Regions from separate parts of the Mus musculus genome. Here region 1 is linked to region 2. A link is a loop called in an ENCODE intact Hi-C map of the cell type or tissue named here. Cell type or tissue: heart. All regions are shown on one strand.

Region 1 (8,000 bases), 340 kb after region 2:
CAATCCCTCTTGAAGGCTGGAGGACTTCCCACAAACCTGCTTTTGCTAAAGGTTCCATCACCTCCCACTAATACTACTCTGGGGACCACGGCTTTAAGACACTGATGAAAACCTTAGCATCTTGCTCTCCCCTCCACCTTCCTCTCGTTGTCTCTCTCTCCCTCGTCACACTATGTTCAGACTTATGACTTTTTAACGGCTCTCCCCTCTCAGCTCCCATATTCTCTTTCTAAAAATTTCTTGATGAGACTAGAGATGACAGGGTCGGGGTGGGCTGGGGGTGGGGCTCTATGAACTCCCTGGCTGAAGAAAATACGTGTGGAGGCATTTTGATTGCAGGCAGCCACTAAATTTGACTTGTAGCCTATCCTAAATGTAGAGAAAGATTTTCAATTACAAAACTCATAAAGTGTGGAGATGAGGGAACCTGGCTGCACTCTGAGTTTGACTAATGGTCTCAAAGTGCTCTGAAATGTTTGGCATTTGCCAGCCTTTCTTTCTTCCCTAATCTTCAAGCCCATGGGTTTTAATGGGAAACATAATCCTCTTTTCTGATTCATTTACACTTAGCTCATCTGAGTATTGTTTTCTAAAAACCATCTGAAGTCCAAGAAGTTTTATGAGATCTTTAAAGACTTGGTTTTTGAACGAGGAAGTTGTGTCCTGCCAGTATAAATGGACCTTGAACCCTAGGGGGGGTTTGGGTTCAGGGTCTGTGGCATTAAGTTTGGTTGAGACTTGGCAACGGCTGATCTCAATGCCTGACAGGATCTGGGCCTTCAGGGTGAATAGTGAGTTCGAGATGAGCAGCCATCTCATGTGAAGCTGCATGGGGAACAGAGCACAACTCTCAGAGACGATCTTGCCAGTTATATAAGAAACAAGAAACTTGTGTGGAAAACTGTGACTTTGCGGCATCTGCCAGCAGCCCCTTGAGTGGGACTCTTTGCTTATGCATATATTTACATAATCATGGACATGTAGACACACATGTGTTCTAGCATGTGTAGGGATGGGGTGAACATTCATTTTTGGAGGTTATAATTTGGTTGAAGAAGCATCAGAAGTGGTCCCTCCTGTATTGCTGTCAAGAGAAAGAAATATTGCCTTGTGCATTTTCTTTTCTTTTCTTTCTTTTTCTTTTCTTTTCTTTCTTGATCTCTTTCTTTCTTGATCTCTTTCCTTCTCTCTCTCTCTCTCTCTCTCTCTCTCTCTCTCTCTCTCTCTCTCTCTCTTTCTCTCTCTCTCTCCCTTCCTTCCTTCCTTCCTTTCACAGGGTTTCTCTGTGTAGTCCTGGCTGTCCTGGAACTCACGCTGTAGACCAGGCTGGCCTTGAACTCAGAGATCTGCCTGCCTCTGCCTCCCAAGTGCTGGGATGAAAGGCGTGCATGACCACTGCCCAGCTGCCTTGTACATTTTCAGTGGTAGAAAACATTTGTAATTTTTATGGTGTGTGCACGGTATATGTAAGTGGTATGTATGTATGTATGTATGTGTGTATGTATGTATGTATGTGTGTTGTGTGTTCATGCTTGCCTTTATGTTTGTGTGAAGGCCAGAGGAGGACACTGAATGCCCTGTGTGATCATTTCTGCCTAGTCCCTTGAGGCAGGGTCTTTCATTGCACCAGGAGCTAGGCTGATAAGAGCAAGTCCCTGTATTCTTCTGTTTTCCTTCCCCTACAGTGCTAGAGTTATGAGCTTCTGTGACCATGTGGTCTGCTACTATGTGGGTGATGGGGATTTGAACTTAGATCTTTATGGTTGCACACCAGGTGCTCTTACTTTCTGAGCTGTTTCACAGAAAACACTTCTCTATAGAGCCATAGATCAGAGTAAAAACCAGTCTTACTGCAAACTCAGCGATTACAAGCAGAACCTCAGATTCTCTAGAAACTGAGATCCAGGCAGGTGGAATGACTCGCTCAAAGTAAAGTAGCAAGGCTAGGCCCCCAGGGTCTGCTTCCAGCTGTGCTCTCTGTAGACAGCTGCTTCTGTCCTGGAAGCAGTGTTGATATATGCCATTCCCCCATCCTGGACCTGGGAGACACTTGTCAGGAAGACTCACCCAGCACTGAAGACTAGTAAAGACTTCTTGTTGATGCTGCTGCCTGGGTCATTTCCCTTGTCTATTCTCCTCTGCCCTTCCCATCCCATGGCCTCTCTTATCAAAGTGCACTCAGCCTCGCCTCCTGCTTCCTTCCACTGCTCCCTGTCCACTGCAACAACTGCTTAGAAAAATCCCTATATGACACCTAGAATCTTCATCGGGGCAGGTTTGACTTGCAGCTAGGAAACATTCTCTGTTACGAATTGTCCACAAGATGACAAAGAATTATGGGCTAAACTAGGTTCTAGGACCATGGAAATCAAGCAGTGCCTTGTGAGATTTCTGTTATTTTTCTCTAAGCATTACTTAATTCAGCTGCTTAGCTTCTTTAATGCTTTATTTAGATCTTGTTTCCTCAACCAGATAGGTTTCCTTTACACAAAGGCTTTGTGCCCCAGGATACTTTGTAGCTCTAGATAGATACAAAGATGCTGTGTATCTGCTGGTCTTTTGCACAGCGGGCATTTGGTAGGCATTTGTTCCCTTGTACTTTTGCATCTAGAACTCAAAGTTGCAGACTTGGGACAGTGTCTTGACCCTTCTTTTCATCTGGTTCACTTTAACCCAGCTCTAAGGTTGGACTGGAGTTATCCTGTTCAGGGCTGGGAGGGGCTTTTCACCCAGTTTGTGTGTGTGTGTGTGTGTGTGTGTTGAGAAAGCAGAGCTTCTGAGAGGAAAGGTGAAGTGTCCGTGGCCTGTAGCCATTAGTGATCATTTTATCTGGAGCCCTGGTCTCCTCCCCGCGACCAGAGCTATTTCTTTGATGGTAGTGACTCTCTCAGACAGTGCTCCTTCTGGAAGCCTGTGTTCAGGCTGCTGGCCTCCAGGCCCACTTCCCTCAGAGCAAACGCTCACCAGTATTTCTGTAATGTGCAGAGAAAAGTAGGTGACTAGATTAGTCCTCAGCTTGGAATGATTTTTCCCACTATCAGTATTTCTGAAATTATTCTCACTTGCTATCAGTTGTCCTAAGCGGATGCAGGGAAAACCCTCAAACAAAGAACAATCAAAATTACTAATATGTGAGAAAACCCAAGCCTGGGAAAAGACCCTTTTTAATTCACTTAAAAATATTTATTTATTTTATGTGTGTCACTGCTTTGTCTGAATATGTGTATGGGCGCCTGAATGTCAGAAGAGAGCATCAAACCTCCTGGAACTGGAATTTTGGATGGTTGGGAATCTAATCCAGGTCCCCTGAAAGAGCAGCCAGTGCACTTAACCACTGAATTATTGCTCCAGTCCCGGGCCTTTAAAAAATTGTTTTAAAAAATATACAGTTATTATCATGGACTTTTGATTGCAGTCATGTAAAAACAGCATTCATTCTGTTGACATTGTCTTAATTCAGATGTTAGCAGTAAAGACGTCATTTCCTGGTTTTCTTCAAACTCTGTTTTGCACGAGAGAGAGAGAGAGAGAGAGAGAGAGAGAGAGAGAGAGAGAGAGAGAGAGAGAAATTCCTAAATGCTCCATTCCACTCCACTGCAAGGACCACCGGCAGGGCAGCCTCTGCGATTTTCTTCATCTACACGGGCGCCCCCTGCTGCCCATCCCGCATTCTTGACCCTCCAATGTCAGGAGCAGGGTACCACAAAGTCTTCCGGAGGTTGCAGTCCTAAAGAAAACCTTCCTTCAGACTAATAGAGCTAATCACTTTCCAATGGACAGCTCACGCTACCTCGGATAGCCTTTTCTGGGACCGGACCTAGTGTTTTAATCCAACTTCTGCAGACAGTATCCGAGCAAACTCGAGTAAAAGTGCCTGCGCTTCCAAACTGTATTACTCGAATCCTTTCCGGCTGCTAGAAGGAAAGGGCCGTTCCCTCACCTTGCTGAGCCCTTTGTCTTTTCCTGGCGCTGGGGAGCGGGAATCCCTGTCCACCCGACCCATAGCCCCAATATCTGGATGCGGAGGGTGGCGGCTCATTCTCCGGCTCATCTCGAGCTTTCCCCAATTAGGATTTGCTGCCTGACGTCACGTCTGCTGCAGATTGGCTGTTCAGATCTGACACAGGGCTCCACCGGGGAGAAGAAACTTTTAAAAGACTTTGCAGCCGGGGCTGCCTCTGAGCGTCCAGCGCTCACGGTCGTCCTTGCTCACCCTCGCGGGGTTGGCGCCCGTAGCACCCCAGCCGCACCCGGCGACACCTCGTCTGAGCCAGGGGACCCTCACCTTGAGCAGCTCGCGCCCCTCCCCTCCTCTCCACCCCAACTCCCGCCCCCTGCTCGCCTCCACTCCCGGCTGGGGTCCGCTGCCGCTCAGCCGCCCGCAAAGCTCCCTCCCCTGCGGCCACCCAGTTGGTCTCCACCCCGCGGCGCACGGGCTCTCCGCAGAGTCCTTGGGGATACCGAGGGAGCGCGCCGGGGCAGGACGAGCCGCGCGGCCGGAGACTGCCCGCGATGGCGGGAGCCTGGCTCAGGTGGGGTCTCCTGCTCTGGGCAGGGCTGCTAGCGTGGTCTGCGCACGGCCGGGTGCGGAGGATCACGTACGTGGTGCGCCCGGGCCCGGGACTGCCGGCCGGAGCCTTGCCTCTGGCTGGGCCCCCGCGGACCTTCAACGTCGCACTGGACGCCAGGTACAGCCGGAGCTCAACAGCCGCCTCCAGCCGCGCCTTGGCTGGGCCCCCAGCCGAGCGGACCCGGCGCACCAGCCAGCCCGGCGGCGCGGCCCTGCCGGGGCTCCGATCTCCGCTGCCACCCGAGCCCGCGCGTCCGGGGGGGCCCAGCCGGCAGCTCCACTCTAAGGCGGGTGCTCAGACCGCGGTCACTCGCTTCGCCAAACATGGCAGGCAAGTCGTGCGCTCCCAAGTGCAGCAGGACGCTCAGAGCGCCGGGGGCTCCAGACTGCAGGTTCAGCAGAAGCAGCAGCTGCAGGGGTAAGCCCACGCTCTGCCTGCCTCGCGCGCCGGGACCCGCCGAGGCCCGGGAACCGTCTCCTCCCCGCCGGAGGCGCTGCGGGAAGGGGTGGGCACGGGGGAAGCCCGCTCACTTTTTACTGGTGTTTAACTCTCAGTGCATTGTTACCCAGCTGCGGGGGAAACACAAAAGGCATTTATTTCTTCCCCGGGGCGTAACCTCCTGTGCGCAAACCCTTCTGCTCCTAGACTATGGGCGTAAACATGAAGTCACTACAGCTTAATCCCAAGGCATCAATTAAACTTCTTGCAACTCGGTTTTTTATTTTGGTTTACCTAATGAAAAAGGGATTGTGAGTGAAAGCTGGCTCTAAAGACCCAGCTCTCCTTGAGCATCCCAGAAATTGTATACTTGGGTTTCCTGGCACCTGTGGGTCCTAAATTGGTAAGGGGCTGGGGGTGAGACTCCACGTGAACAGCAGTAGGAATTAAAGTTTGTTATTCGGTGCTGGTAAGTATCCCCACTGAACGGCTTTAACCCCATTAATCACAAGTTAGGATGGGGGCGACTTAATTTGGACATACGCCCCCCCCCCCCCCCCGCAGGGATGGATTCTCGGGGTGATCTCACTCTTTTGGCAGCACGGGGGAGGGGGAGGGGCTGGGGGATACTACTCTCTGAAGCAAAGTGGGCCCAGAGAATATGAAGAATACATTTGACTCTGTTTTAATTTGGAGTTTAAGAGACAACTGTTTGTTTGGATTTTAAGACTCCATGCTTGTTTATGCACATCCCTTAGTTCCTCCATCCTTCCCAGGTGAATGGTCCCTGACCCTTCCACTTGAGCAACTTTGGGTGGAGCATCCTGGGCACACTTTGGAGCTCTCTCTCTAATCGAGAGGAATGTGTAAGCAAGAGATTGGCTTTTCAGGAACACTCTGAAAGCTTGAGTTCACTGCGCTGGACTCAGAGGTCTCGCTTTGTTTCAGGATCAACGTCTGTGGAGGGCAGTGCTGCCACGGGTGGAGTAAACCTCCTGGCTCCCAGAGGTGCACCAAACGTAAGTCACTGTACTCACAGCGGGCCTTGCACAGTGGACCAGGTGGGGCTGTGTGTGTGTGTGGGGGGGGGGTGGAGTGGGAGGAAGAGGGTCAGGTTGGGTTAGGGAGGTTCTACAGAGGCCTCTTGAAGAGGCAGGCACTGCCCCTGGGAAGGTGAAGTCTGAAATAGAGTACACCTGCAGCCTGTATAACCATCTAGGAAGGACTGGAGTATGTTTGTCCTTCAGGGTTATGGTATCCAGCATGCCCCTGCACTCAACCCCGATGCTTATGCCTGTCTCACTTGGGGGGGAAAAATCCCACTTGAGCATAGGCTGTGTGCCAAAACAAAATACGATTCATTTTATCGTGTTTGCACCAACGAATAAAAAGCATTCGTTGACATGATGGCAAAGGCGGAATGGGAAGTAGAGAATTCTTTCCTGGAATAAGACAGGAATAGTTGCACACTGGGGATCGAACTTAAGGCTACCTAGGTGCTGAGCAAGCTCTCCACCAATGAGCTATTCATACTCCTGGACCAGTACACACAGCCCTGTCCCCTCCTGGAATTACAGACCTAAGCTAACCAGGTCCGATATTAAAAGTATATAAAGCTTCCTGAGAAGAGCCTCAAGCACCCTCCATCCTTGAAGCCCAGTTATTTTTTTCCAGAATCCTCCTGCACTTGGGGTTTCCCTACTTCATATACATGCTTAACAGTATTTTTAAAAAATACTAATCACACATAAAGATATAAGAACACCGAAGTATTTAATTAGGTATTTTCTTCATTTTCTTCATTTACATTTCAAATGCTATCCCAAAAGTCCCCCAGACCCTCTCCCCCCACTGCCCTACCCACCCACTCCCACTTCTTGGCCCTGGAGTTCCCCTGTAATGGGGCATATAAAGTTTGCAAGACCAAGGGGCCTCTCTTCCCAATGATGGCCGACTAGGTCATCTTCTGATGCATATGCAGCTAGAGACACGAGCTCTGGGGGTACTGACTAGTTCATATTGTTGTTCCACCTATAGGGTTGCAGACCCCTTCAGCTCCTTGAGTACTTTCTCCAGCTCCTCCATTGGCGGCCTTGTGTTCCATCCAATACCTGACTGTGAGCATCCACTTCTGTGTTTGCCAGGCCCCAGCATAGCCTCATAAGAGACAGCTATATCAGGGTCCTTTCAGCAAAATCTTGCTGGCGTATGCAATGGTGTCAGCGTTTGGAGGCTGATTATGGGATGGATCCCCGGGTATGGCAGTCTCTAGATGGTCCATCCTTTTGTCTCAGCTCCAAACTTTGTCTCTGTAACTCCTTCCATGGGTGTTTTGTTCCCAATTTTTAGAAGGGGCATAGTGTCCACACTTTGGTCTGAAGAACATTTCTTATAAACATTGTAACATAAAGATAAATGCATGTTGAAGACCCCTCGACAAGTTAGCAGGGAATAGAAAAAATTTACCTCCACTCTAAAAAAGAGTAAGCATTAACGTATTTTATTAGTTTGCAAACTATTTTTTATGCATCTGTGCACGATGTACATGCCTCGTACATGGAGAGGCCAGAGGAGGGAGTCAGATCCCCAGAACTATAGATTAGAGAGGGATAGATGGTTGTGAGCCACCATGCTGGTGCTAGTATCTGAACCCAGGTCCTCTGCAAGAGCACCCAGTGCTCTTAATCACTGAATCATGTCCAGCTCCCAAAGTAAGTCTCTTTAAATGCTCTCTTTGCAGAGCTTGAGCTGTTGTTGTGTAAACTGGACTTGTCCAAAATTTCTGCTGCTCACTGACTTGTATTTTATAATAAAACTCAGCAATGTGCCTTGTTGTAGTTTGGGGTCTGTAGTTTTAGGTGGGGCCTAAAACCCATCTAAAAAGGCTGGGCGGCAAAGGCAAGTGGATCCCTCAGGCTCCCTGGCCAGTCAGCTAGGCCAGTGAGAGACCCTGTCCCCCAAAACAAGGTGGGGAGCTTCCGAGGAGTGACA
Region 2 (8,000 bases):
CAAAACCAAAAAACAGAAAAAGCTGGATGAGTTGGCATTTTCCTTTAATCCCAGTGTCCAGAAAACCAGACATTCTAGCCAAATTAAGTCCCAGGCTCAGTGAGAGATCTTGTCTCTAAAATAAGATGGAGAGCAATTGAGAATGTCTCATTTTCACTTGGATGTCCTTGTGCAGAAGTGTTTGTATTATGGGATACAGTGTAATGTTTCAATCCATAAATGCCATTTGTTATAATCAGATCACAGTGAGTAGCATTTTTATCACCTTAAACAGTTACTCAAAACTCTCAGGTTTTACAAATGTACCTCATTTGCTAACTTAGTCTTTCAGTCCTACTGTAAAATCACACTCATCTGTGTTCCCTCCCAGTTAAGATATATTTTGTTTTTAAACCTTAGGAGGCTAGCCTGGGGGTTATGCATGTTATAAAGAGGTTGGCAGGGTAAGGCAGAAGGCTGTTGTGTGCTCATGGCCAGCCTTGGCTACACTGACCAAAGCAAAAAACAACCCATAAGCAAATTTTAAAAAACAAGAACAAACAAGAACCCAACAAAGGGAATGACCTGGTAAGATGGCTAGGAGAGGAGTAGCTCTCCATCGGGGTGTGAGTTTGGTCCCCAGGGCTCACATAGCAGAAGGAGAGAAAGCACTCCCTAAAAGTTATCGTCTGACCTCTGCCAGCGTGCTGTGCTGTGTGCATCCATGTTTATTACTGAAACCAAGTGAATAAAAGAGTGAGTGAGTAAATGCAAAAATTAAAACAAGACTATAGGAAATCCCAAAGAAACAGTTTTAGAGTGGAAACTCAAGTTAGAACTTGCTATGTGGACCAAGTTGGCCTCAAACTTGTAGATCAGGTTTAGCTGTAGTGGAATTCAGTTGGTATCTTTTCTGTAATCTACTCCTCCCCCCCTTCCTTCCTCCTCCCTTCTTGCATGCATCTATTCATTCATTCATTCAAGGGTTTCTCTGTGTAGCCCTGGCTGTACTAGAACTTGCTCTGAGGACCAGGTTGGCCTCAAACTTGTAGATAGATCTGCACTGCTGAGTGTAAAAGAATGTGCTACCATGTCCGGCTTATGATCTCATTCTTGATTTGTATGGTTAGTGTTTACATTGTAGTTTGTCTAATTTCTTGGTTTTGTGGTTTTTTTCTGTATGCCTATTCACATTAAGGATTTATTTATTTATTTTGGTTTATGAGATGGGTTCTTACTCTTTGTCCATCCCAGTCCACACCTCCTAGGTTCAAGTAATATTCCAGCTGGAGTCTCCCAAGTGCTAGGCCTGCAGACATGTGTTACAATTTATGCTTGGACATCTGGAGAGAGAGAGAGAGAGAGAGAGAGAGAGAGAGAGAGAGAGAGAGAGAGAGAGAGTGAGTGTGTGTGTGTGTGTGTGTGTGTGTGTGTGTATGAGTATAAGTGTTTTATCCTACATGAATGTGTTTGTGTGCCATTTGTATACCTGGCGCCCATGAAATTTAGAAGACAACACTGGATCCCCTGGAACTGTTGTTATGGATGGAGCCACCATGTGTGTGGTAGGGTTTGAACCTGAGTCTTCTGTAGGAATGAATAGTACAGTCTTCTAACTACTGAGCCATCTCTCTATTTTGCTTCTTAGTATTAAGTATCTAGTGATTATTCTAGTAATTATTTATACAGCAAGGAGGTTTTTTGTTTTTAAGACAAGGTCTCACTATGTTACTTTGGCTGGCCTGGAATTTACTATGTATGATGATGGTACAGGTAGACCAGGCTGGTTTCAGACTCACAGAGATCTGCCTGCTCTACCTGTACCATCATACCTTGCTCTAGCAATGAAGTATTAATAGCCTGTTTAATTGCCTACCTTATAAGAAGTGAATGTCTTAGTTATATATCTACAGTGATATAGCTAACAATTTATAGAAACTATTTCTACCTAATATTTTCTCTTAGAACATACTTCCAGTGAAAGCAACAAAAAATATACCTAGTTTTAAATGCTTTCAGGGTGCATACTCTGTTTAATTTAAACAAAGATTTTACTTCCCACATAAATAAAGAATTAACCTTTATGGTTAAGGTTATATTTCTAAATTTTTTTTGGTTTTATCCAATTTTCATAATACTTGAGGTATTTGTTTTTGTATTATTTAATTTAAAAAATTATGTGTGTGTGTATGTATGTGTTTGGGGCAGGTAACAGCTTGAGGTCAAACTCTGGTAGTCAGGCTTGTCAACAAGTGTCTTTAGCCACTGAACTGTCTCATTCTTTCTTTATTCATATTTTTTTTAAATATAAAAATCAGTTTATTGTAATGAACTCACAAATAAAAAAATTACACAACTAGATTAATTCAGACAAATACTCCACCAGTGCGAACTCTGTACATCTCAGTGAACCTGTATTCTATTAGAATCGCCATTCTGAAGCCCAAGAGCTTTGCTTAGTGTTTTAAACTTGTGCCCTCAATTAATATTTATGTACTTACCCACTATAAAAAAAGGAAAAAAGAAAAAACTCCATGACAGGAATAAAACTAGCACAGCATTAACTTTGTATCTTCCTTCCTGACTTCTGTATCTGTTTCGATTTTCTATTCTTCCTTATCACCAATATGACCTTTTCTTGGTCTCTTTATCAGGGTTACACTGTAGTCGCCACTGATCTATATGCTTACAGAAATAAATACCTGGTCCACTCACATTTGAACAACAACAAAAAATTGAGATATGTGACCTCTAGAAATAGAAGTAGTGTGCCTCTTTTGACTAAGAATGCCATTTTAGTTTTTTAAAATTTATTGATTCACTTCATTATCAATCCAATATCAGCCCTTTCTCTCCTCACAGTATCCCCTCATGTAAGTTCTCCCCCCATTCTACCTTCCCCTTTTCTTTTTTCCATTTTGGGTCTCAGTCCTGCCCCCAGCTTTTCTGTAAGATTCCCGAGCTCCATCTTATGTTTGTTTATGAGTCTCTGCATCTCGTTCCTTTGGCTGCTGGGACAGAAGTCAGTTATGCTAGGTTCCTGTCTGCAAGCTTAATAGAGTATCATTAATAGTGTCAGGGATTGGTTCTCACCCATGGGATGGGTCTCAATTTGGGGCAGTCATTGGTTGGCCATTCCCTCAGACTCTGCTCTATCTCTGTCCCTGCACATCTTGTAGGCAGGGTACATTTTGGGTCGAAGGCTTTCTGGTGGGTTGCTGTCCTTATCCTTCTACTGGGAGTCCTGCCTGGCTACAAGAAGCAGCCACTTCAGGATCTATATGCCCCACTACTAGGAGTCTTAGCTAGATTCACCTCTATAGACCTTGTGGACCTCTTCCCATCTCAGGTCTTTGGCACATCCTAAAGATTGCCCTCCCACTGTCTACTTCCCTTTCCTCTACCCTGTTCTTCCTACATATGATCTCTCCCTACCCTCTCCGTCCCCTCTTTCCATCGTCTGGGATATCTATCCTCCCTTGGGCCATCCTTGTTTGGGTCTGTTGATTACGGCATGATTATCCTGTACTTTATGGTTAATATGCACTTAAAAGTGAGGACATACCATGTATGTCCTTTGGGGTCTTGGATACTTCACTCTGGATATTTTCTAGTTCCATCCATTTGCCTGTGAAATCCATAATGTCCTTGTTTTTGTTTGTTTGTTTGCTTTTTTGGTTTTTCGAGACAGGGTTTCTCTGTGTAGCCCTGGCTGTTCTGGAACTCACTCTGTAGACCAGGGTGGCCTTGAACTCAGAAATCTGCCTGCCTCTGCCTCCCAAGTGATGTCCTTGGTTTTTAATGGCTGAGTAGTCTACTATTGTATAGATAAACCACATTTTCTGTATCCATTCTTCAGTGGAGAGGCATTTAGGTTATTTCCAGTTTCTGGCTATTACTTATTATAAAACTGCTTTGAACATGTTGAGCAAGTGTCCTTGTGGGGTGGTGGAACATCTTTTGGGTATATGCCCAGGAGTGGCATACTGGGTCTTGAGGTAGAACTATTCCTAATCCGAACAGTGAGGAGTGTTCCCCTTGCTTCACCCCCATGTGCTGTCCTTTTAGTTCTTGATCTTAGCCATTCTGATATGTTCCTTCTAAAAATAGAAGTTGTCTTTCTCCTTTGATTGAGAAATCTCCTGAGATAGTTTTTTACTGGAGCCCTAAAATGGTCTGGCTTAAACTTTTCTGTGTTTCTGTTTCTATTTGGTTTTGAGTCATTGATTCTTTGAGCCTTAAGTAGTTTTCACTTTCATTTATTTTCTCCCTCTGCCTCCTCCTCTGCCCTCCCCTTCTCCTCCTCCTCTCCCTACTTCTTCTTTACTCCTTCCCTCCCTCCCCCACCCGTGTGTGTGTGTGTGTGTGTGTGTGTGTGTGTGTGTGTGTGTGTGTGTGTCTGTGTCTGTGTCTGTGTCTGTGTCTGTCTGTCTGTCTGTCTGTGTCTCTCTGGTGTTCTTTCCAAATTTTCTTTATACAACATGCATTAGTCTACTTTCTTGCAGCTGGATAGTGTTCCCTTGATTAGTTCAATATATTCATTCATTGGCAAGCATTTGGGATCTTTTTATCCTTGGATTGTAGTGTATAATACTGCTGTGTGCGGGTGTATACAAATGTTTATTTTAGCACCAGTTTTCATTGTGTTTGGTGTATGCCTAGGAGTGTCACAGTAAGTAGTTTTCAACTTTTTGATGAATGGCCAAATTGATTTTTATATTGTTAATCTTTTGGATAGTCCTAATGATAATTTAAAAAAAAAAACAAATAATACCAAATACTAGTAATTTTCCTCTTCTTAAAAGCCGCAGGTGTCAAATTCCCATAACCCCACATCAGCAGAAGAACAGCAGCTGTACTGGGCCAAAGGGACTGGCTTTGGCACAGGTTCCACGGCATCAGGATGGGACGTGGAACAAGCCTTAACTAAACAGAGGCTAGAAGAGGAGCATGTGACCTGCCTTTTGCAGGTACGCTTGTGAGTCGGTTGTTATCAGTACTGATGATTTACTCAGTTCATTAAGTATTTTGTCTTTTTTCTTTTTGCTGAGATGTTTCATGTTTTCTAGGCTGCCCTTGAACTCTGATCTTCCTTTCTTCACCTCCAAGTGTAATCATGACAGATGTGCTCCAGCATTCTTAGGCTTGCTTTTGCTTTCTTCTCCAAATACAGTATAAATGCCATGGTTTAAAGAATGGTCTTTTATGCTTGTAATTCTAAATATATTCCCCTCAATTAGCTTCTCACCTCAGATACAATTATCCTTTGATTTCAAGATGTTCTCTAGAAACATAACATCTGCTAGCTAGCCTTTGTTTTAATGTAAAGCCTCTGACCTGTGCTTACAACCCAGTATTCGTACTCCATTCTGCACTGGGACCTCTCACCGCTAAACTGTACCTGTAGCTCACTCTCAGTTCAAATTGTTCTATAGTGATTCCACAATCAAGCAAGTTGAAAATAGGAGGGGACATCTTTATATCATAGAAATAAATGAAATTGCCGCCATTTTGAAGTGTTACTTTGCAGTTTTAAGATGGCATGCTCGTTGTAGTATAAATTCTGAGGTCCCAGCACTCTCAGACTGAATCAGTGCAGTGAGGACTTGGAGTGCAGCGTAGTAGCGTGTGTGCCTAGCATTCATGGGCCCTCTGGATTCAGTCCTCGGCACCGCATTAAAGTGACACTGCGAGCGAGCATCTGAATCTCAGGTCACGGTGACCCACATGGCCAAGTGGAGGCCACGGGAGCCTCCTGAGTTCCCCAGAAAGAGAAATCCAAAGGCGACAGTGGTGATGCTCCCGTGTCTGTCAGTCACTGTCCAGTCACTGCTCTGTTAGTCACGGCTTACTGCGCTCGTGTGCTGCTCTGTCCTCAGGGCGCTCCTCTTTCAGTTACATAGAGAGCTATTGTCCTGTGTAAGCAACCCTCAGCAAACAGTCCCTTCCCTTCTGAAAAGTTAAGTGGAAATGTCCTTTTTTAGCCGTGTTTGATATCTCAGGCCTATAATCCCAGCACACAAAGTTGAGGGATAAAAATCCAAGGCCACCCTCTCAGTCGAGAAACCCAACCTTGAGGTTTGTCAGGGCCTTATGTGGAAAAGCTATCTCCAAAATGAAAAGTACACAATCAGAAAGAGTGTCAACATTGGCTAAGTAAAAACCAGATGCTCTTGAGTGTGCTGAGATCAAGTGTCTAGTTATGAAACACATCACTGAAGTGTATAAAGCTGAACTCCAATTTCTTGTCTGCAATGCAGGTCCTTGCGAGTTACATAAACCCCATGAGTGGTGCTGTCAATGGGGAAGCCCAGGCGTCTCCCGAGAGCCGCGCCCAGAACAGCAGTGCTCTGCCCTCGGTGCTTCTGGAGCTCCTCAGTCAGTCCTGCCTCATCCCAGCCATGTCCTCCTACCTGCGCAACGACTCCGGTGAGTCAGGGGTGCAGGCGCTGCACGGCTGCGTAACCTCAGACACGACTCTAACTTGAAAGTCCATTATTGAAAAAGTAAGGCCGTGATACTGCCTAAGAAGGGTATAAAGTTTTTGAAATTAAAGTTACCATAGACAGCCTTATCAACGTGCAACTGATGTAGGGTTATTTTGTAATGTACATGAATATAATGTGGCATAAGTGAATATAATGGGCTTTTATATTAGTCACACCTTCCTTGTCTCATCCCTGTCTCTCTCACATTGCTCTCAGTTCTTCCCAAGTAGTTACTTATCTGCCTCCTTGTCCTTTTTCCTCTACTTTAAAAATGTGTGTGTGTGTGTGTACACAAATGGACATGCTTGCCAAGACACACCCGTGGAAGTCAGGTCACGGTTCAGTTCTTTTCACCGTGGAAGCTCCACTACAGCTCAGGTCTTCAGTGCTGTATCCATGACGCCTTCTCCCTTTGGGGCCTTTTGAATCTATTTCAGGGTAGTTTGGGTTTGTACTTCCTTGATAGCTAATCATTATGAAAATTGTGTTATGTTGGCTATTTAGGCCTCCTGTTTTAAAGTCTATATAGTTCAGTTCGTTTGTCTTTTTTGACTTTTTTGGTGTTTATCAGTTCTTTATATATTCTTAGTATTAATTAACCTTTTATCAGGAGAGCTGAGATCCTCTTGTTAGAGGTAGCCACTGTTAAATTTGGTGTTGTATTCTCTCTCTTGGTTCTTTTCACTTGTGGTATAATGATGAATATGCTATTCTTTTGTGTGTGTGTGTGCATGCGTGTATAATTATAAATATATGCATGTATGTTCTTTTATGTATGCTATAGTTAGCTATAGTAGTATTAGTTTTAGATTCTAACTTTTATTTAGGAAATTTAAGATTAGTAAATGCTTTTAGAAACATGGAGATTTATGCAGATTCAGTTTTGTTCACATAAATTCTGAACAATTCACCTTCTTTATCTAGACTGTTTAATGAATTGCTCTCCTACTAGATCTCTCCAATAATTTGGTCCTTTTTATAGACCTGAAAGGAAAATGTATTTCTTTTATATATAAGTGGAAACATGTTTGTTTCTGGACATTCCAACAGATTCCAAACACAAGACACCATATTTCGCTGATCCCGCTGAGGTGAGATTGGAGCTCATTTCCTTAGTGATCGGCAGTCCCGAAGTTAGTTATTCCTGTTGAGAATATGGTTTGTTTTGATACTGAGTTTTAAATATACTTACTGGCCCTTTTCTATCTTTTAAGAAACTTGTGTTCAGATCTTTTGTTCTTGGATTACATGGATTATGTTAGTTATTGAGTTTAAGTATTGTAAGACTCAAAGGGTTTACAAAAGTCTCTTTGTAACCTACCCCTTGGCTATTTGGTAGTTTCTTTTGCTATGCATAGACTCTTAATTTGATGTAGAGTCGTTCTGTAGGCTTCTTATATATGAAGGGGATGGAAAGATGGTTCTGCAGTTAAAAGCAGTTTTGTTGCTCTTAAAGCACTCACATTCAGTTCCCAGCACCCATGTAGTGACTCTCAGCCACCTGTAACTTTAATTCTAGGATATCTGACACTT

What was found. A loop is a pair of places that touch in the nucleus more often than their neighbours do. Peaks named below come from ENCODE experiments on the same cell type or tissue, not always from the same donor. Only the 100,000 strongest peaks of a DNase experiment are listed, where the experiment ranks them.
Region 1: it touches region 2 in a loop (3-fold over the local background); 2 of 42 quality-filtered maps call a loop at or near these places.

Annotation. Positions count from the first base shown.
Region 1 is chr17:75,001,374-75,009,373 of GRCm38, forward strand. It overlaps Ltbp1 (latent transforming growth factor beta binding protein 1), which reads left to right and starts at 4,156. Exons shown (of 34, transcript NM_019919.4): 1 at 4,156-4,988; 2 at 5,958-6,028. The coding sequence starts at 4,513. In heart, CTCF peaks have their summits at 3,682 (motif pointing left) and 5,041; DNase peaks (open chromatin) are centred at 3,698, 4,138 and 4,838; H3K4me3 peaks cover 3,051 bases; H3K27ac peaks cover 4,426 bases.
Region 2 is chr17:74,663,975-74,671,974 of GRCm38, forward strand. Birc6 (baculoviral IAP repeat-containing 6) reads left to right here. Exons shown (of 73, transcript NM_007566.3): 63 at 4,785-4,949; 64 at 6,240-6,408. Among named protein-coding and RNA genes, the nearest start is that of Ttc27, 50 kb to the right of the region's middle. In heart, no CTCF peak of the experiment used is centred here; no DNase peak of the experiment used is centred here.